2 separate regions of the Homo sapiens genome follow, and region 1 is linked to region 2. The links are chromatin loops, found by intact Hi-C in ENCODE. Cell type or tissue: heart left ventricle. All regions are shown on one strand. Links, peaks and the distances in the headings refer to the core of each region. The heading gives the core; the rest is flanking DNA.

The links. Peaks named below come from ENCODE experiments on the same cell type or tissue, not always from the same donor. Only the 100,000 strongest peaks of a DNase experiment are listed, where the experiment ranks them.
Region 1: it touches region 2 in a loop (2.5-fold over the local background); 1 of 110 quality-filtered maps calls a loop at or near these places.

The regions. Positions count from the first base shown.
Region 1 is chr20:63,998,377-64,010,462 of GRCh38, reverse strand. It overlaps PRPF6 (pre-mRNA processing factor 6), which reads right to left. Exons shown (of 21, transcript NM_012469.4): 7 at 11,324-11,418; 8 at 10,704-10,860; 9 at 9,224-9,386; 10 at 145-263. Among named protein-coding and RNA genes, the nearest start is that of PRPF6, 23 kb to the right of the region's middle. RefSeq lists a silencer at 5,197-5,369 and an enhancer at 10,310-10,812. In heart left ventricle, for the core only: no CTCF peak of the experiment used is centred there; a DNase peak (open chromatin) is centred at 5,609.
Region 2 is chr20:64,114,505-64,127,212 of GRCh38, reverse strand. No RefSeq gene overlaps it. Among named protein-coding and RNA genes, the nearest start is that of NPBWR2, 13 kb to the right of the region's middle. RefSeq lists enhancers at 2,900-4,099, 6,503-6,797, 6,466-6,965. In heart left ventricle, for the core only: CTCF peaks have their summits at 6,393 and 6,593 (motif pointing right); a DNase peak (open chromatin) is centred at 6,622; H3K4me3 peaks cover 247 bases; H3K27me3 peaks cover 2,928 bases.

The DNA of each region.
Region 1 (12,086 bases), core at 1,775-9,774, 120 kb after region 2:
GGGGTTCCACAGGGCCTTCTGCTCCCAGAAATTGCAGCCTGAGTGAGCTCAATGCTCCACTTGTATCATCACTTCCAGACACTGAACCTGGGCTCAGGCCTTGGCCACTTTGGGCTCTGGTGGCCCTGAGCCCGCCAGACTCACCTCCACGCTGGTGGGGCAGCACTCCACAGCTCGGCTCAGCATGATTCTAGCATCTTCAGGTTCTTCCAGCTCAACGGCTGCTTTCCACAAGCGAACCGAGTTTGGAACATGCTCGAGGGCTAGGAAAGGTCAAACGAGAAACCACGTCACAGAAAAGGAGATAAAAACAGGAGGCTCATGTGGTGAGCATGCTGCTGGTCAGGATGAGACGGACTTCCCTGGTTGACAGTCAGGGACCACACACCTGCCCTTTATGTGGCTTCCTTCAGGTCTGGGGCAGACACAAACAAGGACAAACGGAGCATCTTGTGGTAGCAGAAAGCAAGGAAGTGACTGAAGACTGCCAGGGTCATATCAACAGGACTCAGGAAACCAGTGACCACGGGAATGAACCTCAAAAACATGCTGAACAAAAGAAACCAGTCCCAAAACAGTTTATACTATATGACTCCCTTTATGTGACGTCTGAAAAGAGGCAAAACTAATCTTGGTAAAATAAGTCAGAAGCATGACTGCCAACGAATGGGGATAGTATGGATTGATTGAGAGGCACCAGGGGACTTTCTGCGGGGATGGAAATGTTTTTGTTTTTGTTTTGAGACAGAGTCTCATTCTATTGCCCAGGCTGGAGTACAATGGCACGATCTCAGCTGACTGCTACCTCCGCTTCCTGGGTTCAGAGATTCTCCTGTCTCAGCCTCTAAGGTAGCTGGGACTACAGGTGCGCACCACCACGCCTGGCTAATTTTTGTATTTTTAGTAGGGACGGGGTTTCACCATATTGGCCAGGCTGGTCTCAAACTCCTGATCTCAAGTGATCCGCCCGCTTCGGCTTCCCAAAGTGCTGGGATTATGGGCGTCAGCCACGGTGCCCACCCTGGAAATGCTCTATGCCTTGGTCGAGTGTGGGTTACAGGGGTGCATGCACTTGTGAAGACATCAAACTGCACACTTAAGATCTACGTAATTCACTTCAAATATTTACGAAAAAATGCCAGTGTCTGAAATACCTCTCTTTTTTTTTTTTTTTTTTTTTTTTGCGATGGAGTCTCGCTCTGTCGCCAGGCTGGAGTGCAGTGGCGTGATCTCGGCTCACTGCAACCTCTGCCACCCGGGTTCAAGCGATTCTCCTGCCTCAGCCTCCCAAGTAGCTGAGTACAGGCGTGCAGCCACCATACCCAGCTAATTTTTGAAATTTTAGCAGAGACAGGGTTTCACCATGTTGGCTAGGATGGTTTGATCTCTTGACCACATGATCCGCCCGCCTCGGCCTCCCGAAGTGCTGGGATTACAGGCATGAGCCACCACGCCCGACCTAAAATACCTCATTATTACATGTTTTCCCTTAAATAAAAATACCTAAAACTTAAAAAAAATTCAAGAGCAAACTAGAAGAGACTTCCACTGGACAATGATCAGAGAGTCTGAAGGTCAATAAGCATATTAAGAATATTACCTGCAATGTATTCAAACCCATGAAATACCACAGCATTCAATAGTTCATAACAAAGCTCCAAGAGACCATTAGTCACCTTTGGAGAATGCTAGAGAATCAACGCATCATCCCGAAAGTTGAAAGGAAGCAAATCAAATATCTATTCTGTCTTTCCCAAATAAACTCAGAATAACCAAATCATGGATATAGGAAAATTCTTCTCTTAAGAATAATTCTGGCAATAAAAGCAAAGAGTGACCTAATTATAATGTCACCGTTTTGCACACCCTAATGAAGGAACAGATGCGGGCACGGGTCACCAGCCACTGCCAAAGGCAGGAGCTGAAAGGCTGTGGAGAACTCCATGAAGGACACTGGGGCCACTGAGCAGTGACAGCCTCTGCAGCTCCTGACGCTGCTTGCATTGCCACGAATATTTCCTTGATAAAAAAAGAAAAAAAAAACACAAAGCTTACTCTTATGAGTCTCCAAATCTACCTTCCAATTTACAAGAGGATACAGGAAACAGAGGATACAGGAAACGAGACCCACATGAAACAATCTCACAGGCTGCAGTGAGCAAACCCTGATGTGAGGAATCTCAAGGAAAAACAACCCAATTCCATCAACAAACCGAGAGAAGACATCAACCAAACGGCAATGTTCAGACTTTGCTTAGATCCTGATTCAAACCAACCATGTGTGCATGTGGTTATGCATGCATGTGCCCGTGCAGGTACTGACATGACAGCTGGAAAAATATGAATGCAGTAGACATTTAATGATGTTAAGAAATTAGGCCGGGCCAGGTACAGCCCGTAGCTCACGCCTGTAATCCCAGCACTTTGGGAGGTCGAAGTGGGCAGATCACCTGAGGTCAGGAGTTCGAGACCAGCGTGGCCAACACAGTGAAACCTTGTCTCTACTAAAAATACAAAAATTAGCCAGGTATGGTGGCATGCACCTGTAATCCCAGCTACTGGGGAGGCTGAGGCAGGAGAATCGCTTGAACCCAGAAGGCGCAGGTGCAATAAGCTGAGACTGTGACACTGCACTCTAGCCTGGGTGACAGAGAGAGACTCCAACTCAAAAAAAAGAAAAAGAAATTAGGCCAGGCAGCTGATTGTGGTGGTTCACACCTATAATCCCAGCATTTTGGGAGGCTGAGGTGGGAGGATCGCTTGAGCCCAGGAATTCGAGACTAGCCTGGACAACATGGCGAAACCCTGTCTCTACAAAAAATACAAAAATTAGCTGGGCGTGGTGGCATGTACTTGTGGTTCCAGCTAGCTGGGAGGCAGAGGTGGGAGAATCGCTTGAGCCCAGGAGGTGGAGGTTGCAGTGAGCCAAAACTGCACCACTGAACTCCAGCTCCAGCCTAGGCAAAAGAGGGAGACTCAGTCTCAAAAAAAAAAAAAAGAGGAAAAGGGCAGGGCAGGGGAGGGGAGGCGGGGAGGGAAGCGGAGGCGGGGAGGGGAAGAGGGGACGGGAGGCAGAGGGGAGGGGAGGCGGGGAGGGGAGAGGGCAAGTGAGCTAGCTCTCCTGCAGGTACCTGCTCTCCTGCTGAGAAACAGCCCCAGGCTGGCTGTGAGGCCCTGGCAGGGAATGAACACTCAGCTAAGGGACATAAAATGACTGAGCAACCTGCTGCCCACTCCAGGTGTTACTGACAGACCAAGCCACAAGGTTGGGCAGATGCAGCAGTGGCCTCATAGGGTGGAAATGGCACCCAGGAGATGGTGTGGAAGGAAGGCAGGTGCAGCACAGCTGCCTAAGCTATGGGGCAGATGCCTCCTGCACTGGTGGCTGCTCAACCGCTTTCCTCCCTCAGCCCACACTGACAACCTCTGGGGAGTCCCTTAGGGTCAAGGGACTGAGAAGACAAAAGTCTGCTGTGGTTTACGCATGGTTCTGCACAGCACACTGGCACTGACACCCCTGGCCTTATTATCTGGATGTCCACTTGACCAACTGAAAGACGGCCAGAAGACGAAGCTATATGAATTCACCGATTCAGGCAGAACATGGTCTTACCATGTGCCCATCACTCAGAGCCATGGCCTGGCAGCCCAGTAGGATGCCACAAATGCTGTGAATAGACACCAATCCCGGCTGGATCTCACAGCCAGAACACACGGGTCTAGGAATAAACAGTGATGTCTGAATGGCTCAAGTCCCATCTCCGCTGCCACAAGTCCCGTCTCCACTGCCAAGAGTCCCGTCTCCGCCTCCTTGGACCCTCCTGTCAAGAGAGCTGGTCCAAAGGCCGGGTGTGGTGGCTCACATTTGTAATCCCAGCACTTTGGGAAGCTGAAGCGGGTGGATCATGAGGTCAGGAGTTCGAGACCAGCCTGGCCAACACAGTGAAACCAAACCCCATCTCTATTAAAAATACAAAAATTAGTCGGGTGTGGTGGCAGGTGCCTGTAATCCCATCTACTTGGGAGGCTGAGGCAAGAGAATTCCTTGAACCCAGGAGGCGGAGGTTGCAGTGAGCCGAGATTGCGCCACTGCACTCTAGCCTGGGCAACAGAGCAAGACTCAGTCTCAAAAAAAAAAAAAAAAAAGAGCAAGCTACGAGCTACTCCAAAGGGAGTATGTGCCAACCAGGGTGCAGACCACAGCTCCCTCTGGCCTCCTCATGTACCAGCCCTGGCTGGAGAGGCTAACCCTGACTCCCAAAGCGAGACTGAGTTGCTGCCACCCACTGTGGGAGACTATCTAGAGGCCAGTCCTAAAAACAGTTTAGTATTTCTGCTTTTACCAGTAAAAGTTAATGGGAACTACAGCCACCAAAAAAGCAAAACTACCAACAAGTCAGACCCTTTGGGGATAAAGATATGGGTCCTGGCTGAGCACAGTGGCCCCCATCTGCAGTCCCAGCATTTTGGGAGACTGAGGTGGGAGGATCACTTGAGCCCAGGAGTTTAAAACCAGCCTGGATGACACAGGGAGACCTCGTCTCTTTGAAAAATTAAAAACTCAGCCAGGCATGGTGGTATGTCCCTGGAGTCCCAGCTATTCAGGAAGCTGAGACTGGAGGATAGTTTGAGTCTGGGAGGTTGAGGCTTCAGTGACCCATGATCATGCCACTGCACTCCAGCCTAGGCAACAGAGCAAGATCCTGTCTCAAAATAAAAATTATTTAGGCATGGTAGTATGTACCTATGGTCCCAGCTACTCAAGAGCCAGAAGCAGGAGGATCACTACAGCCCAGGAGGTTGAGGCTGCAGTGAGCTGATTGCAACACTGCTCTCCAGCCTGGGCAATAGGACGAGGCTCTGTCTAAAACAAAAAAAAGATTTGGGTTACTCATCCAGGTCAAGAACCCTGACCAAGCAGGGTGACAGCAGAGGGCACAGCAGTAAAGAAGGAAAGTCCTAACCTCCAACCAGGCGACTAGGCATAGAGAGAAGACACAGAACGACCCAGTTGTTTTTCCTGTGCGCTCTCACCTCGACTGCGTGGGAGATGAGTGCTCTATTTGTCTAAATATGAACTACTTCCCTTAATACTTTGTACATTGGTGGAGATGAACTTCGCGTCTCTAAAGAACAGAATATTCATGCGGGACTCAATTTATGGAGTCATTAACTTACGACTCCCAGGACTCTGTGTCTTCAAGTTTTGGGAGAGAGCTGACATATCTCCATGGCATCTCATCAGCAGCCCACAGGCATGGCACTAAAACCAACAAGGTCACCTTCCCCAGGTGCTTTCGGAAGCCACATGGCACACCATGATACAATGGCCTTCAAGGAGTGTGACTTTATGAGCAGAAGTGGAGGAAGCACACACCCCTGAAGTTGGCCTAGAACAGAAGAGTATTCTGAATGCTAGACACAGCCATGAAGACGTGACCGTGCAGAGGCCAACATGCTCTCCGGGGGTCACGTGACTGCAGGGAAGACCCTCAACCTGAACTGTGCCATTCCTGTGCCCCCAGAGGGACACGCTGGCGACGGCCACTGAAGGATGCCACGCTTCACAGGCCAGAGCATATGGCGTTAGTGTAAAATAACTCCACTTCCACACATCTGCATTAACTAGCGGAGTACACAGCATGTGAGTGCATTATTGTAGGGGAGCTGCCAGTCGGGCCTCCCCAGGGGACTCTGCACGTGGGACACCCCACCCTGGCCAGGAAGCTCACATGCTGCACCCTCCCCAATCCTGAAAGCCCTCTTCCCTTTTACAGAGGAAGACATGGAAGCTCAGAGGCCAAGCACCATGCCTAAGGTTACTCAGCCTCCTCAGGTCTCAAGATCAGCACCCAAAACGCCCATTCTCCCAACAAAGGACTAAGGTGTCAGCTCAGCCCAACAGCGACCCAGAGCTCACAGAGACCATGCACTGCCAGGCTCCCTGGCTGGCAGGTGTCCTAAGTCACCAGTGGAAGTAGCTGTCATCTTAATTTCAAAAACCAGACCCTTCAAGCAACGTGTAAGTGTTTGCTAATAACCAAATGAAGCAGTGCTGGGCTTCACCCCAGGAAAAGAATACAGTTTTTGGAAACACTCTTGGGAAAGGGCAGGCCAGGACCAGTATTAGGGCAGCGGCAAAGGCCATCCTGGAGATCCTGGGTTCATTCCACCTTAGCCCAGCTTCTCTGCCTGAGAGAGCACAGCCAGGAGGCCACTCCCTGAGAGAACAGCCGTGGAAACACAGTCCCTCAACACTCCCCGAAGGCCCCCGCCTCCAACAGCATACTCCCATCTCCAAATCCAAACCAACTGGAAATGAACCCAGACAATCTGGTGGTGAGCAGGGAGTGGCCACAAAGACATTCATGATCATTCATCAAACTGTGGCAGGAAGAATTCAATAGAGCTTTTCTAAGTAAACAATACTAATTACCCAGACTTTCATGGGCTCTTCATCAAAGAACTATTTCTTCCTAGCTGAAAAAAGATAAACTGATTTCTACAAACCCAGACAGGTGCTAACTTTCTGTTCCTGGCCACCTCATTATAAGACGCTGTCTCTGGCCGGGCGCGGTGGCTCACGCCTGTAATCCCAGCACTTTGAGAGGCCGAGGCGGGTGGATCATGAGGTCAGGAGATCAAGACCATCCTGGCTAACATGGTGAAACCCCATCTCTAATAAAAATACAAAAAAAAATTAGCCAGGCCTGGTGGCGGGCGCCTGTAGTCCCAGCTACTTGGGGGGCTGAGGCAGGAGAATGGCGTGAACCTGGGAGGCGGAGCTTGCAGAGAGCCGAGGTCGTGCCACTGCACTCCAGGCTGGGCGACAGAGCGAGACTCTGTCTCAATAAAAAAAAATAAAAGAGGCTGTCTCTGAGCATTCACTGAGCAGCTGGGCTGCGGTCAAGAAACCAGCCTCGACAGAGGAAAGCACGTTCACATGTGAGTGCACAGGGTCGGGGGAACATGCATCACAGGCAAGCAGCCTTCACCTGTCTTCTAACAGACGTAGACAGTAAGTGAATGAAACTATATTTGATAAGGGGCTTTCTACCAAAGAGCCCTCATCTGCACGGTCCTATCAGCACAGAAGCCTCAATGGGATATTTCGCTTAAAGACATTTGGAAAAACAAGAGCTGGAAAGCTCTCACTGAAAACTGCCCTTGATTCCATAAAATACACTTTATTTTTCCTAGGCTATAAATTCAGGAAGAATAGGCTGGATGCGACGGCTGATGCCTGTAATCCCAGCTCTCTGGGAGATCAAGGCAGGAGGATCACTTGAGGATGGGAGTTTGAGACAAGCTTGGACAACACAGCAAGATCCCATCTCTACCAAAAATTAAAAATAGCTGGGCATGGGGGTGGGACCTATACTCCCAGCTACTTGGGAGGCTAAGCTGGGAGGATCGCCTGAGCCTGGGAGGTGGTGGCTGCAGTGAGCCAAGATCGTGCCACTGCACTCCAGCCTGGGTGACAGAGCAAGACGCTGTCTCAAAAAAAAAAAAAAAATCTGGCCGGGCACAGTGGCTCACGCCTGTAATCCCAGCACTTTGGGAGGTCGAGGTGGGTGGATCACTTGAGGTGAGAAGTTCAAGACCAGCCTGGTCAACACAGTGAAACCCCGTCTCTACTAAAAATACAAAAATTAAGCAGGCGTGGTGGCAGGTGCCTGTAGTCCCAGCTCCTCAGAAGGCTGAGGCAAGAGGATTGCTTAAACCCAGGAGGCGGAGGTTGCAGTGAGCCAAGATGGTGCCATTGCACTCCAGCCTGGGGGACAAAGTGAGACTCCATCTCAAAAAAAAAAAAAAAAGAAAAGAAAAGGCCAGGCACAGGGGCTCACGCCTGTAATCCCTGCACTTTGGGAGGCCAAGGCAGGAGGATCACTTGTGGTCAGGAGTTTGAGACCAGCCCGGCCAACATGGGGAAACCCCATCTCTACTAAAAATACAAAAATTGGCCAGGCATGGAGGCGCACACCTGTAATCCCGGCTACTCGGGAGGCTGAGGCAGGAGAATCACTTGAACCCGGGAGGCAGAGGCTGCAGTGAGCCAAGATCGTGCCCCTGTACTCCAGCCTGGGCGACAAAGCGAGACTCTGTCTAAAAAAAAAAAAATGGATAGAAGCCACCTGCATAGGCCAGGTGCAGTGGCTCACGCCTGGAATCCCAGCACTTTGGGAGGCCGAGGCAGGCAGATCACAAGGCCAAGAGATCGAGACCATCCTGGATAACACAGTGAAACCCCATCTCTACTAAAAATACAAAAAGAAATTAGCCAGGCGTGGTGGCAGGCGCCTGTAGTCCCAGCTACTCAGGAGGCTGAGGCAGGAGAATGGTGTGAACCCGGGAGGCGGAGCTTGCAGTGAGCCGAGATCACGCCACTGCACTCCAGCCTGGGCGACAGGGCGAGACTCCATCTCAAAAAAAAAAAAAAAAAAAAAACCAGAAAAAAAAAACAAAAAATGAAAAAAAAGAAGCCACCTGCACAGATTAGCTTCAGAACAGCCCCCTGACTAGCACTCGTTCTGGACCCAGTTCAAGAGCAGCATCTACTACACACTTCCAGTGACAGGAGAAACAGTGCTCCTTTTATGAATCCACAGTAATAAAAATAAACAAACTACCCACAAAAGCTCTACCCTGGCAGGAATCCCTGGATGGAATCAGGTTGCCTGGTAGGCACACCGTCTGTCGTTATCTGACCTGAGCTGACGGCACACGCTGCATCGCGGGAGCAGAAGGCACAGCCTCGTCAGCAGCAGGAAAGAGTTCAATCAACGTGTGGCTCTGGTGCCTTCTCAGGAGAGAAAATGAGTAACACCCACAACGGGTCTGCACGTGCCAGGTGCCGGCTCAGCTCTTCACACAGACCATCTCCAGAGCCCCAGGACACAGGCTTTGAGCTACCGTTGTTCTCACCCTGCAGATGAGGGAAGCCTGGACCAGAGTGACCGCCCAAGCATCCAAGATCACACACTGGAAAAAGGCAGGAGTGAGGGCTCAACCCAAGCATCCCTTCCAGGATGGGAACTTGCCCACCACAGTATCCCTCCCCCATGGGGGTCCAAGGGCAGAGGCAACCCAGCCTGAGAAAAGGCCTGAAAAATGTCCCTGGTTCCTTATCCACTCTCACCAAAAGCCTGAGCCAGGAGCAGGAAAGCTGCTGAGAGGAGGGGCCCCAAGGAGGGAGAAAGCAGCACCTCCGAGGGAGGCTCACCTTTCCGAAGAACCCGCTTCTTTGCACGAATGTCCGTTTCCAGCTCTGCGGCTCTGATGTAAATCCTGACAGACTGTGGGAGATGACGGACAGCTTGGGCTACCACGGCCTTGGCTGTGTCCCCAGGCTGCAACCTGGCTGCTTCCAGCCAGACATCTTCACTCTGTGAGGCAAGAGATAAGACCAATAAGGCTCAGTGCAGGCTGGAAGCCGCAACAGGGCAGCAGGCACAGATCTCCAGAGCAGATCCTCGGGCCCCAGAATTTACGAAAGCCAATTAGCTCAGCCTCTAACACACCTGCACCAGGAGTCGCCCCCTTATAACCACACTTGGGAACATGGCTACCATATGTCTGACTGAAGAACACCTAATGGCCGGGCGCGGTGGCTCACGCCTGTAATCCCAGCCCTTTGGGAGGCCGAGGCAGGTGGATCATGAGGTCAGGAGTTTGAGACCAGCCTGGCCAACATGGCAAAACCCTGTCTCTACTAAAACTACAAAAATTAGCCGGGTGTGGTGGCAGGTGCCTATAATCCCAGGTACTCAGGAGGCTGAGGCAGGAGAATTGCTTGAACCCGGGAGGCAGAGGTTGCAGTGAGCTGAGATCACGCCACTGTACTTCAGCCTGGGCAACAGAGCGAGACTCAAAAAAAAAGAAAAAAAAAAAATGAAACACCACTTTGTGAAAAGAGCATGATTTCCTTCAGGACAACTCCATGGACAAAGCAGAGACTGCACATCTGCTCGGGTCGTTCTTTTTTGTTGTTTTTTTTTTTTTTTTTGAGACGGAATCTCGCTCTGTCGCCCAGGCTGGAGCAGCATGGTGCAATCTCAGCTCACTGCAACCTCCACCTACCGAATAGCTGGGATTATGGGCACCTGTCACGACGCCTGGCTAACTTTCATATTTTTAGTAGAGACGGGGTTTCGCCATGTTGGCCAGGCTGGTTTCTAACTCCTGACCTCAAGTGATCCACCCGCCTCAGCCTCCCAAAGTGCTGGGATTACAGGCGTGAGCCACCGTGACTGGCCACCATTAGGCGGGTGAAGAGCTGACCAACTGAGCTCTTTATAATGAAGCTTAGCCTGCCGTCAAACCAGTGGTGGATTCAGGCGTGGTGGATTCAGGCATGGTGGCGGGCGCCTATAGTGCCAGCTACTCTGGAGGCTGAGACAGGACAATGGTGTGAACCTGGCAGGTGGAGCTTGCGGTGAGCCGAGATCGTGCCACTGCACTCCAGCCTGGGTGACAGAGCGAGACTCCGTCTCCAAAAAAAAAAAAAGTGGTGGATTAGCCTTCACTCCACATGAAAACAAGCAGGAAAAAGCCCTTGGCTGCTTTTCACATCCTCCCCCAGCCTGCCCTATTGTCTGTAGTTTCAATACCAAAAGACAAAGAGATTTGCTCTAACAAGTTTACTCCCGTAGGGGCCACAATCACGCAGCCTCCCAGGAAACGCCTCCCAGGAAATACCTCACCTTGGGGCACATCTCCGTCCCCTTCATGATAAGGTTCCGAGCTACTTGTAGCTTCCCAGTGACTTCTTCCAGGCGGGCTGATGCAATCCAGGCTGGCGGGTGATGAGGGTTCGTCTCCCGAACAGACTTGAGGAGCAGTCGCGCCTTCTTGATATCACTATGAGAGGGAGAGTGCACACGGCATCAGGCCATGCTGTCAGGGGTGCACCCGAGACCTGGGATGAGGGCACCCACTTCACAGTCACAATGTAAGAACTATCAGTCCTGATGTCCTGAGTTACAAAAACCAACTCAAAACCTCAGTGCGCACTATTCCAAGCCTCTGTAGCCTCCCCGCAGACAAACGCTGAGAACCGAAGGTCCAGATGGGACATGTGGGACACAGCCAGCTGCTTTCCTGCCCAGCACAGGCAGGGACTTTGCAGTATCATATGTAACACATTGAGTGTACGCAATGAATGGATACAGATACATTTCAAATGGAAAAAACAAACTACTCCACTTTACATTTCTTAGAACCGCCATGTCCCATTTTGACAGCATACTGTCCATATAAAATCCAAAATACCCTAGGCAACTAGAGTCTCCATCCCAGCCCAGCGATTCTGCAAAGCACTCACTTGATGTCTCCTCCGTGTGTCGGGATCATGGAATTTAAATCCGTCAGGTAGCCTTTGGGGTCAACGACGGTCTGTCCACTCACGGAGTCAGACACCTGTGAGACAGGCCAAGCTAAGAGTCAGCTGGACATGACCAGGTGCAAAACAAAGTTCTCAGAGGGTCCCTGGTGCCCCTCCCACAACCCTGAGAGAGCAGTCAGAAGGAGAAGGAAAACAGCCTTCATTTCACTCAGACAACACCTTGTGATAATAACAAATTTCTTCTGTATGGAAAAAGATCTATTTTTTTTTTTTTTTTGAGATGGAGTCTCGCTCTGTCGCCCAGGCTGGAGTGCAGTTGTGCAATCTCGGCTCACTGCAAGCTCCACCTCCCAGGTTCACGCCATCCTCCTGCCTCAGCCTCCCGAGTGGCTGGGACTACAGGCGCCCGCCACCACACCTGGCTAATTTTTTTGTATTTTTAGTAGAGACGGGGTTTCACCGTGTTAGCCAGGATGGTCTCGATCTCCTGACCTCGTGATCCGCCCGCCTCGGCCTCCCAAAGTGCTGGGATTACAGGCGTGAGCCACCGCGTCTGTCCAAGATCTATATTTTTATTTATTTTTTTGAGACAGGGTCTCACTCTGTCACCCAAGCAGGAGTGCAGTGGCAATCATAGCTCAGTGCAGCCTCCAGCTCCTGGGCTCAAGGAATCCTCCTGCCTCAGCCTCCCAAGATTCTGTCTCTACAAAAAAAAGTGTAATTTTTGACCAGGCGTGGTGGC
Region 2 (12,708 bases), core at 2,338-10,337:
CTGTGGTAATCAAGACAGTGTGGTATTTGAGTATAAAGCTATAGTAATCAAGACAGTGTAGTATTTGAGTATAAAGCTGTGGTAATCAAGACAGTGTAGTATTTGAGTATAAAGCTATAGTAATCAAGACAGTGTGGTATTTGAGTATAAAGCTATAGTAATCAAGACAGTGTAGTATTTGAGTATAAAGCTGTGGTAATCAAGACAGTGTAGTATTTGAGTATAAAGCTGTGTTAATCAAGACAGTGTAGTATTTGAGTATAAAGCTGTAGTAATCAAGACAGTGTGGTATTTGAGTATAAAGCTGTAGTAATCAAGACAGTGTGGTATTTGAGTATAAAGCTATAGTAATCAAGACAGTGTGGTATTTGCGTATAAAGCTGTGGTAATCAAGACAGTGTGGTATTTGAGTATAAAGCTATAGTAATCAAGACAGTGTGGTATTTGAGTATAAAGCTGTGGTAATCAAGACAGTGTGGTATTTGAGTATACAGCTGTGGTAATCAAGACAGTGTGGTATTTGAGTATACAGCTGTGGTAATCAAGACGGTGTGGTATTTGAGTATAAAGCTGTGGTAATCAAGACAGTGTAGTATTTGAGTATAAAGCTGTGGTAATCAAGACAGTGTGGTATTTGAGTATAAAGCTGTAGTAATCAGACAGTGTAGTATTTGAGTATAAAGCTGTGGTAATCAAGACAGTGTGGTATTTGAGTATAAAGCTGTAGTAATCAGACAGTGTAGTATTTGAGTATAAAGCTATAGTAATCAAGACAGTGTGTTATTTGAGTATAAAGCTGTGGTAATCAAGACGGTGTAGTATTTGAGTATAAAGCTGTGGTAATCAAGACGGTGTAGTATTTGAGTATACAGCTGTGGTAATCAAGACGGTGTGGTATTTGAGTATAAAGCTGTAGTAATCAAGACAGTGTAGTATTTGAGTATAAAGCTGTGGTAATCAAGACGGTGTGGTATTTGAGTATAAAGCTGTAGTAATCAGACAGTGTAGTATTTGAGTATAAAGCTGTAGTAATCAAGATAGTGTGGTATTTGAGTATAAAGCTGTAGTAATCAGACAGTGTAGTATTTGAGTATAAAGCTATAGTAATCAAGACAGTGTAGTATTTGAGTATAAAGCTGTGGTAATCAAGACAGTGTGGTATTTGAGTATAAAGCTGTAGTAATCAGACAGTGTAGTATTTGAGTATAAAGCTATAGTAATCAAGACAGTGTGGTATTTGAGTATAAAGCTGTGGTAATCAAGACGGTGTAGTATTTGAGTATAAAGCTGTGGTAATCAAGACGGTGTAGTATTTGAGTATACAGCTGTGGTAATCAAGACGGTGTGGTATTTGAGTATAAAGCTGTAGTAATCAGGACAGTAGTATTTGAGTATACAGCTGTGGTAATCAAGACGGTGTGGTATTTGAGTATAAAGCTGTGGTAATCAAGACAGGGTGGTATTTGAGTATAAAGCTGTAGTAATCAGACAGTGTAGTATTTGAGTATAAAGCTATAGTAATCAAGACAGTGTAGTATTTGAGTATAAAGCTATAGTAATCAAGACAGTGTAGTATTTGAGTATAAAGCTGTGGTAATCAAGACAGTGTGGTATTTGAGTATAAAGCTATAGGAATCAAGACAGTGTAGTATTTGAGTATAAAGCTGTGGTAATCAAGACAGTGTGGTATTTGAGTATAAAGCTGTGGTAATCAAGACGGTGTAGTATTTGAGTATAAAGCTGTGGTAATCAAGACGGTGTGTTATTTGAGTATAAAGCTGTGGTAATCAAGACAGTGTGGTATTTGAGTATAAAGCTTTGGTAATCAAGACGGTGTGGTATTTGAGTATACAGCTGTGGTAATCAAGACGGTGTGGTATTTGAGTATAAAGCTGTAGTAATCAAGATGGTGTAGTATTTGAGTATAAAGCTGTAGTAATCAAGACAGTGTAGTATTTGAGCCAGGCATGGTGGCTGACACCTGTAATCCCAGCACTGCTACTAAAAAAACAAAACAAAAAAAAAAAACTAGCAAAGTGTGTCCGGGCGCAGTGGCTCACACCTGTAATCCCAGCACTTTGGGAGGCCAAGGTGGGTGGATCATGAGGTCAGGAAATCGAGACCATCCTGGCTAACACAGTGAAACCTCATCTCTACTGAAAATACAAAAAAATTAGCTGGGTGTGGTGGTGCACACCTGTAATCCCAGCTACTTGGGAGGCTGAGGCAGGAGAATCGCTTGAACCCAGGAGACAGAGGTTGCAGTGAGCCGAGATAGCGCCACTGCACTCCATCCTGGGCAATAGAGGGAGACTCTGTTTCAAAAAAAAAAAAAATGAAATCCTAAGGCCCCCACCAACTCAACAGACCCCCTCTTGGCCAAGGGAACCCCAGAAAACCTTAAAAACTGAATCCCTGGCCATGATGGGAAGGGAAGTTGGACACATCTCATCATACATCTCAGGCATTAATGTTAAAATAGATTTCATAAGACCAACAAAACAAACTATTTGTGACAATAAGATATCAAATTATAAACAGGACCTAAGGCTGTGCCAGACAGGAGTTAAGTCACACACCCCTATGGGTTAAGAAGCTTATATCTTAACTCAAAACATTCCTTTCTGCTGACTCCAATTTTTTAATTAAACTTTATACCTTTAACCAGTTGCAAATTAAAGAATCTCTGAATCAACATATAACCTGTACACCCTGCTTCAAGATACCCTGCCATTTGGGGCCAAACCAATGTCTACCTTCTATGTATTGATTTCTGTCTTTGCCTGTAACTCCTGCCTCTCTGAAAACTATGAAACCAAAGTATAATCTGACTGCTGGGGGCACACTTTCTCAGGACCTCTCAAAACTGTGTTCTCCAGGCTTTCTCAGGAAACTCGAAACTGTGTTCTCCAGGCTTTCTCAGGACCTCTCGAAACTATGTTCTCCAGGCTTTCTCAGGAAACTCAAAACTGTGTTCTCCAGGCTTTCCCAGGACCTCTCGAAACTGTGTTCTCCAGGCTTTCTCAGGAAACTCGAAACTGTGTTCTCCAGGCTTTCCCAGGACCTCTTGAAACTGTGTTCTCCAGGCTTTCCCAGGACCTCTCGAAACTGTGTTCTCCAGGCTTTCCCAGGACCTCTCGAAACTATGTTCTCCAGGCTTTCCCAGGACCTCTCGAAACTGTGTTCTCCAGGCTTTCTCAGGAAACTCGAAACCATGTTCTCCAGGCTTTCTCAGGAAACTCGAAACTGTGTTCTCCAGGCTTTCCCAGGACCTCTTGAAACTGTGTTCTCCAGGCTTTCCCAGGACCTCTCGAAACTGTGTTCTCCAGGCTTTCTCAGGACCTCTCGAAACTATGTTCTCCAGGCTTTCCCAGGAAACTCGAAACTGTGTTCTCCAGGCTTTCTCAGGACCTCTCGAAACTGTGTTCTCCAGGCTTTCTCAGGACCTCTCGAAACTGTTCTCCAGGCTTTCTCAGGAAACTTGAAACTGTGTTCTCCAGGCTTTCCCAGAACCTCTCGAAACCATGTTCTCCAGGCTTTCTCAGGACCTCTCAAAACCGTGTTCTCCAGGCTTTCTCAGGACCTCTCGAAACCGTGTTCTCCAGGCTTTCCCAGGACCTCTCGAAACTGTGTTCTCCAGGCTTTCTCAGGAAACTCAAAACTGTGTTCTCCAGGCTTTCTCAGGACCTCTCGAAACCGTGTTCTCCAGGCTTTCCCAGGACCTCTCGAAACTGTGTTCTCCAGGCTTTCTCAGGACCTCTCGAAACTGTTCTCCAGGCTTTCTCAGGAAACTCGAAACTGTGTTCTCCAGGCTTTCCCAGGACCTCTCGAAACCATGTTCTCCAGGCTTTCTCAGGACCTCTCGAAACCGTGTTCTCCAGGCTTTCTCAGGACCTCTCGAAATCGTGTTCTCCAGGCTTTCTCAGGACCTCTCGAAACCGTGTTCTCCAGGCTTTCCCAGGAGCTCTCGAAACCGTGTTCTCCAGGCTTTCTCAGCACCTCTCGAAACTGTGTTCTCCAGGCTTTCTAAGGAAACTCAAAACTGTGTTCTCCAGGCTTTCTCAGGACCTCTCGAAACTGTTCTCCAGGCTTTCTCAGGAAACTCGAAACTGTGTTCTCCAGGCTTTCTCAGAACCTCTCGAAACTGTTTTCTCCAGGCCATGGTCATTCATATTGACTCAGAATAAACCTCTTTAAAATATTTTACAGAATCTGTTTTTTTCCATTAACGTTATTGAGTTTTGAGAGTTCTTGATATACTCTGGATACAAGTCCTTTATCAAATATGTGATTTGCAAAAATTGTCTTACAGCCTTGGGCTTGTCTTTTCATTTTCTTAGCAGTGTCTTTGGAATAGCAGAAGTTCTTAGTTTTGATGAAACATCTTATTTATTTGATGGATTATGTTTTGATATCCTATCTAATAATGTTTTGCCTGATCTAAGTTTGCAAAGGTTTTCTTCTATGTCCTCTTATAGAAGTTTTATAATTTTAGCTTTTACATTTAGGTTTATGATCCATATTGACAATATTTTAATATAGTACAAGGTATGGATCAAAGTTCATTTTTTTGCATATGGATATCCAACTGTTTAGCATCATTTACTGAGAACAAAACTTGCCTTTATTGAATTGCCTTTGCAGCTTTGTTGAAAATCACTTGCTCATATTTGTGGGTCTATTTCTGGTATCTCTAATTTGTTCTATTGATCTGTCTATCTTGATGCAAATACCACACTGTCTTTTTTTAAAATATTATTTCTTTTATCATGATACTTCTCTTTCTTCTTTCTTTTTTTTTTTTTTTTTGACAGTGTCTCACTCCGTCACCCAGGCTGGAGTGCAGTAGTGAGATCTCAGCTCACTGCAACCTCCGCCTCCCAGGATCAAGTGATTCTCGTGCCTCAGCCTCCTGAGTAGCTGGAATTACAGGTGTGTGCCACCACGCCTGGCTACATTTTTTGTATTTTTAGTAGAGACGGGGTTTCACCATGTTGGCCAGGCTGATCTCAAACTCCTGACCTCAAGTGATCCACCCACCTCAGCCTCCCCAGGAGCTGAGAACTCTGGCAGGGAGACTCTGTGGTGTAGGAACCCCAGGTCTCCAGCCATGTCTGAAAAACAGTGTTAACCCACGGCTTCACCCCAGCTTTGAAACACCTGGGTGTTCTTCAGAAATACCTGCTATAGTTTGGACGTTTGTCCCCGAACCTCATGTTGAAATTTAATCCCCGATGTTGGAGGCGGGGCCTGGTGGGAGGTGTTCGGGTCATAGGGAAGGATCCAGAATGAATGGTTTAGTGCCCTCCTCATGGTGATGAGTGAGTTCTTGCTCTATTAGTTCCCACACGAGCTGGTTGTTTTAAAAAAATCCTGGCATCGCCCCTCTCTCTCGCCTCTTCTCTTACCATGAGACACCTCCCGCCATGAGTGCACGCTCCCTGAGGCCTCCCCAGAAGCAGGTGCCGGCACCGTGCTTCCCGTACACCCTGCAGAACCGTGAGCCAAACAAACCTCTTTTCTTTATAATGGCCCAGCCTCTATCCTTCTCCTCACCTAGGAAAAAGAAAAAGAAATTACCCAGCCTCAGATATTCCTTCATAGCAACACAAAACTAGGACAACACTGGTGCCCAGGCCCCAGCCCAGACCAAGCACATCAGAGCCTGGGCATGGGGGTGGAACCAGCTCCAGTGAGCTCCTGAAGTCCCCAGGGGATTCTGTGCACATCCAGGGTGGAGAACTTGGCCGTAGACAGTCCAGACAAAAATATTCTTTATACGATTAGCACAGAGTTGTTGTTTAAACTCAGTGGTAAGAACAGAACACAAGAGTTTTAACAGGAGTCATAGTTTTCACCATTAAGAATCTTTACCTACTATTGGAATCCAGGTACACACATTTACCCTGGGGTTTAATTTGCTGTGTAAAATTGACTTGGTTCTTTTACAAATTGCTGGCAAGTTGAGGTTGGGGCCACCACAAAACAAGTCTCTAGCAAGACAAAGAGCATAGTTGTGTGTTTGGGTCTCTCCACACCAGAATGGAGCTCCTTGTGGGCAGAGGCTGGCTTGCCCCTTGTCTTAGTCTGTTTCCTGCTGCTTATAACAGAAACTGGGTAATTTAAAAGAAACAAAATGTATTTCTTACAGTTCTGCGGGCTGGGAAGTCCAAGGTCAATGGGCCACATCTGGTGAGGTTTTCTTGCTGGTGGGAACCCCAGAGTCCCAAGGCAGTGCAGGGCGTCGCATGGTGAGGGGCTGAGCGTGCTGGCTCAGGTCTCTCTCTTCTTATAAAGCTACTAGCCCCACTCCTATGATAACCCATTAATCTATAAATAAATTAATCTATTCATGAGGGCAGAGCTCTTGTGACCCAATCACCTCTTAAAGGCCCCACCTCTCAATACTGCCACATTGGGGATTAAATTCCAACTTGAGTTTTGGAGGTGACAAATATTCAAACCACAGCATCCTTAAATCATCAGAGACTGGCCTGCCTGCCCCCATGTCCACTCGAAAATGAATGCCGCGCAAGCCCCCACCCCCACCCTACTGAATGGTCCCTTTTCCTCTGCAGCAGTTCTCGGAACTGGCCACTGGGGGTCAGGGTTGGTCCGCGTCGCACAGAACCTGGCTCAGCCAGGAGCCACAGGAAGGACCCTGTTCCTCTACCCCAGCCAAGGGAAAACGGCGGCCCCTCTGTGGTTCAGCAGAGCTAGTCCAGGAACAGTGGGGCTTCAAAGTGCTTCCCCTCCATGGCAGAGCCAGCGCTGGCCTGCTGGTCTCCCAATTCTTTGCCCAGGCTAAGAAGGGCGCACACACACACACACACACACACACACACACACACACTCTCTCTCTCTCTCTCTCTCTCTCTCTCTCTACCTCCGGGAAGTTCTCCCTGCCTGTGGCTTGCAGCTTGCTGCCGCTCACCAGCCTCCCGTCCTACTCACAGCTGACTTGAGGTCAGTGCTCCCTCCAAGCATCCACCTGAGCTGCCCAGGCCCAAGGCCGAAACCCCAGACCAGGTCCAGAGCAGCACGGGCAGGTGGGACCTCAGATGGGGCTGGCCCAACACGTGCAAGCCTCCAGCCTGAGGCAGGAAAATTACGATCCCCATTTGACAAGTGAGGAGACAGAGGCTCAGAGAGGTTGGGTAACTCACCCTGGGCCACACAGCAAGGAAAAAGCCAGTCCCAGACCTGTACTCCTGACCTCCACCTGGTCTGCTCCCCTCAGGAGACTATCTAGGCCACAGTGGCACCCTTGACTGGCCTGAGTTGGGAGCACAGGTCCACAGGGCTCTTTACCCGGTTCCACGGCAACAGTCCCCAGGCCACATACCTATGAGCACAGTTTGGACAGTGGAGCAGTCTCTGGCCCGACCACAGGCAGCACCCCAGGAACTCCACGTGCCTTCGGGGTGCACTCAAGTGGGTGGGGAAGAGGGGCCTAGAGCTCCACCTCAGCCTCCTTTGTCCTGAGTGAGCAGGGCCCCACTCACCTCCCCGAGCAGCCAGAGATGTGACGGAGCCTCTGTGGGCAGAAAACATCTCCCAGGTGATAAGCAGCAGGTATGAGGTCTCCCTGGTGAGAGTGTGAGCTCCCCACATTCAACACTGCCGGAGCCCTGAGAGGAAGCCACAGGCTCTGGGAAGCTCCGTGCGGAAGCTGAGTGCCCTGTTGCTCCACGGTTAGCAAGCACGCTCCAGGGAAACTCCATCAGAGCCTCCTGTTCCCATCTGCTAGATGGGATGACAGTAGTACTGCCCCTGGCCATTGTGGAGACAAAATGAAACACGGATGTATCTTTAGCTGTCAGCACCCGGCACATAGGAGGCATTCAGAACCAGAGACAGACCAGGAGGAGGCTCAGATCCCAGGAGTCGGCAAAGGTGGAGATGGAAGGAAGTGAGGTGGGATGGGGCCCAGCCATGCTGGAGGAACTGGGGCTGTCTTCTGGCTGAGCCCAGGCCTGCCCCCCTCCCGACATCAGGGTGCCCTCATGCCCCACACAGCTTTGCCCAGGCCCTCCCCACCACATCAGGGTGCCCTCATGCCCCGCACAGCTTTGCCCAGACACCCCCCCCCACATCAGGGTGCCCTCATGCCCCGCACAGCTTTGCCCAGACACCCCCCCAACATCAGGGTGCCCTCATGCTCCGCACAGCTTTGCCCAGACACCCCCCCCAACATCAGGGTGCCCTCATGCCCCGCACAGCTTTGCCCAGGCCCCCCCGCCACATCAGGGTGCCCTCATGCCCTGCACAGCTTTGCCCAGACACCCCCCACCATATCAGGGTGCCCTCATGACCCGCGCAGCTTTGCCCAGACACCCCCCCCCAACATCAGGGTGCCCTCATGCCCCGCGCAGCTTTGCCCAGACACCCCCCCCAACATCAGGGTGCCCTCATGCCCCGCACAGCTTCGCCCACGCCCCCCCCCGCCACATCAGGGTGCCCTCATGCCCCGCGCAGCTTTGCCCAGACACCCCCCCCAACATCAGGGTACCCTCATGCCCCGCACAGCTTTGCCCAGACACCCCCCCCACATCAGGGTGCCCTCATGCCCCGCACAGCTTTGCCCAGACCCCCCCACATCAGGGTGCCCTCATGCCCCGCACAGCTTTGCCCAGACACCCCCCCCACATCAGGGTGCCCTCATGCCCCGCACAGCTTTGCCCAGACCCCCCAACATCAGGGTGCCCTCATGCCCCGCACAGCTTTGCCCAGACACCCCCCCCAACATCAGGGTACCCTCATGCCCCGCACAGCTTTGCCCAGACACCCCCCCCCACATCAGGGTGCCCTCATGCCCCGCACAGCTTTGCCCAGACACCCCCCCAACATCAGGGTGACCTCATGCCCCGCACAGCTTTGCCCAGACACCCCCCCCAACATCAGGGTGCCCTCATGCCCCGCACAGCTTTGCCCCGACACCCCCCCCACATCAGGGTGTCCTCATGCCCCGCGCAGCTTTGCCCAGACACCCCCCCAACATCAGGGTGACCTCATGCCCCGCACAGCTTTGCCCAGACACCCCCCCCAACATCAGGGTGCCCTCATGCCCTGCGCAGCTTTGCCCAGACACCCCCTGCCACATCAGCGTGCCCTCATGCCCCGCGCAGCTTTGCCCAGACACCCCCCCCCAACATCAGGGTGACCTCGTGCCCCGCACAGCTTTGCCCAGACACCCCCCCCAACATCAGGGTGCCCTCATGCCCCGCACAGCTTCGCCCAGGCCCCCCCCCGCCACATCAGGGTGCCCTCATGCCCCGCACAGCTTTGCCCAGACACCCCCCCCACATCAGGGTGCCCTCATGCCCCGCACAGCTTTGCCCAGACACCCCCCCATCACGGTGCCCTCATGCCCCGCACAGCTTTGCCCAGAGACCCCCCCACATCAGGGTGCCCTCATGCCCCGCACAGCTTTGCCCAGACAACCCCCCCCACATCAGGGTGCCCTCATGCCCCGCACAGCTTTGCCCAGACACCCCCCCAACATCAGGGTGCCCTCATGCCCCGCACAGCTTTGCCCAGAGACCCCCCCCAACATCAGGGTGCCCTCATGCCCCGCACAGCTTTGCCCAGGCACCCCCCCACATCAGGGTGCCCTCATGCCCTGCACAGCTTTGCCCAGACACACCCCCAAAATCAGGGTGCCCTCATGCCCCGCACAGCTTTGCCCAGAGACCGCCCCCAACATCAGGGTGCCCTCATGCCCCACACAGCTTTGCCCAGGCCCCCCCGTCACATCAGGGTGCCCTCATGCCCTGCACAGCTTTGCCCAGACACCCCCCCAACATCAGGGTGCCCTCATGCCCCGCACAGCTTTGCCCAGGCCCCCCCCCACATCAGGGTGCCCTCATGCCCCGCACAGCTTTGCCCAGGCCACCCACACACACATCAGAGTGCCCTCATGCCCAGCACAGCTTCTCCTGGAGGGAACACTTTCTCATATGTCCCCCGGGTAGGCCCTACTGATAAACAGTGTGTCCAGGACCAAGAGATTTCCTGGGATGTGGGGCATTCAGTGCTAAAACCTGGACAGTCCTGGGCCAATCCAGACTGTTGGTCACCCTTCCTGCAGAGGGGACATAAGAGGTCACAAGGTCACCAGGCTGATGCTCCTGAGAGGGCACAGCCAAGATGGACACCAAGTCCTGTGCTCACAGTATCCTCACCCGGCTGCCATGGCTTCTGGAGAGCAAGGCCATGGCTTGCCATACATGTAAGCGGGGTGGGGTCTGGGCCGGGCTGTGACTCCCCTCACCCAGACTAGGCAGGGACACTCAGCCTCCCCCAGCAGAGGGTGGCTCCTCAGGCTTCAGGAAGAGGCCCGAGAAGGAGGAGCCCCAGGGTCCAGGGCTGGAGACAAAGCTCAAAAGACGCACAGCACAGACACAGCGCTGGCCTGGAGTCCGGGGGGAGGCGGAGAGGGGCCATGATGAAGAGTTTAGAGAGGGCCCTGGGCACAAGAAGTGGGGCCCGACCTGGGCGGGAGGCAACCATTCAGCTGAGGCCTGGGGCTGAGCTGGCGTCCCCAAGACCCCCTGTGCAGTGGGCCGTGGCCGGCCTCCCACACCTCTGTCCACCTCTGTCCACCTCCTCTGTCCCGTCCCTAGGCTTGTCTGGACTTTGCTCTCCTCCAAGACTGCAGCCATGAAGATCCTCATGCCACAGCCCCTGCAGACCCTCATCTCCCTTCAGGGGGCCTCCAGCCTGAACCCTGGCTCCCCTTGATCCCCACCCAGCCTTTCATACGGTGCCCTTGCCCAGCCCAGAGCCCTGACTGCCTAGGTCTGGCCCAGACCACGCTTTTGGCTTCTGCATCAAAAGCCATTAAGCTAAACGCCATCACCACTCTTCCAAGACTGCCGTGTTCTTTTAAATCATCCCATAAACACAAGGCGGATGGTGACGTGGCCCACGCCATGCCCCGCTGAGGGTGGGGTCCCGACTCCCTCAGGCTCCCAGAAGCCTCGGCCAGATGAGGGGCGGCATCAACCCGGTGAGCCCGAATTGGCTCAAAATTCCAGAAGCCAAAAAGACGACAGCGCGGCGTGAGAATTGTTGGCACCACAGCTGCAAGCACCAGCCGGGTGTTGGCAGCAGCCCCATGCCCCCACCTCCATCCCCAGCACAGGGTGGCAGCCCGAAGGCCACAGGACCCAGCCGAGGGCACGGCCCGGCTTCCGCTACTGACTTGGCCTCGTCCGTTGATGACTGAGGCCACGGTTGTGGGGGTGGAAGGTGAGGGAGCTGCCCAGTCCTAGATTCAAACCTCTGTCTACCCCCTTGGGTACCGAAAGCTATGGTGACCACAGAGCCTGCACAATTAGACTCATTACAGGCACGTCTGCTGCAGGACCTGCAGGCCGGGCAGAATCTAGGTCAGCACAGGGGAGGGCCAGATCCAGCTCCTGCCCTTCCCCACTGCAGACCACATTTTGGAGCTGGATATAGGCTGAGGTCACAGGCAAGGAAAACTGCCCCGCAAGGCCACGTATACCACCTCACACCTCACCTCACCTGCGCCACCGCACAGCCGTGCCACACCTCACCAACGCCAAGGCACACCTGTGCCACAGCAGCAGCCTGGAGCCACCACGTGGCTTTTGTACATGCCCAGCTCCAGCACATGGACGTCTGCACAGCCACCGAACCTCAGAACCTCAGCAGGGATGCAGTTGCTATGACAACCTCAAGACTTTAAAAACCTGCTCCTGCCAGTGCTGCCTCTCCTGGTAAAAGCCTCCTCCACCTGCCATCCCTGCGACATCCCTGGGGATGGAGGAGGGAGGCCACTGAAGACCTGGTGTGATGTGGCCTACTGCCCTGGGCTGAGCACACTGGGATGGGGACAGGGTGGACCCGGAACCTGGCCCAGGACTCCATGGAGGGCTATGCAGGAGAGACAGATGTGTGTGTCCTGAAGGGCATGTGACAAACAGGGCCAGGACAAATGGAGAAACTGAGGCCCCTTCTGACTTATAAAGGTTTATCTGCTTCTCAGAGCTGAACCATCATTCACAGCTCTTTCTAGCTCAGTTCCTCTGACAAAAAAAAAACCATCACAGACTCTGGAAGTGGAGCCTATCCCCCTGCATGGTCAAACGTTCTGGACTGGGTAGAGCTGCAGTCCTCAGCTGGGCCCCCTCCTGGCTGCTGCCAAGGCAGTAGCAAAAGAGTCCCATCCACAAGCCCTGGACAGAGGTACCACCCCAACCCCTGCCAGGTCCCAGCCCAGTCTGAGCCCCCAGCACTGAGCCCAGGGCCTGGCATGCAGGGCACATTGGTTACATGGACCAGCAGAGGTGCTGGGAGCAAAGGGGTGGAGATAGGAACCAGGGCAGCCCATCAGCAGGAGGTCCAGGGAGGAGTTGGCCCATAGCGGGGTCCCCAGAGCTGAGGGTGACTCCACTCCAGTCCTCGCCGGTGCAGCAAAATGTCTAGCTCTGTGCAGAGAACGGGGATTTGGAGACAGAGGATACAACATGCACCAGCCAGGTGCCACCTCCCAGCACTGCCCCAGCTGCCCGCCCGGCAAAGCTCTTCTTCAGGGTCCTCACAGCTACACAGATTCACCTTCGGCATCCCCCGTGCCACAGCCTGCCTGAGATTTCATCACAGCAGGATCCCTGCTCACTGGCCACAGAAAGGCGTGGGCCATGGCCCTTCCAGCCCTGCAGCTGCTGGCTCCTCCTA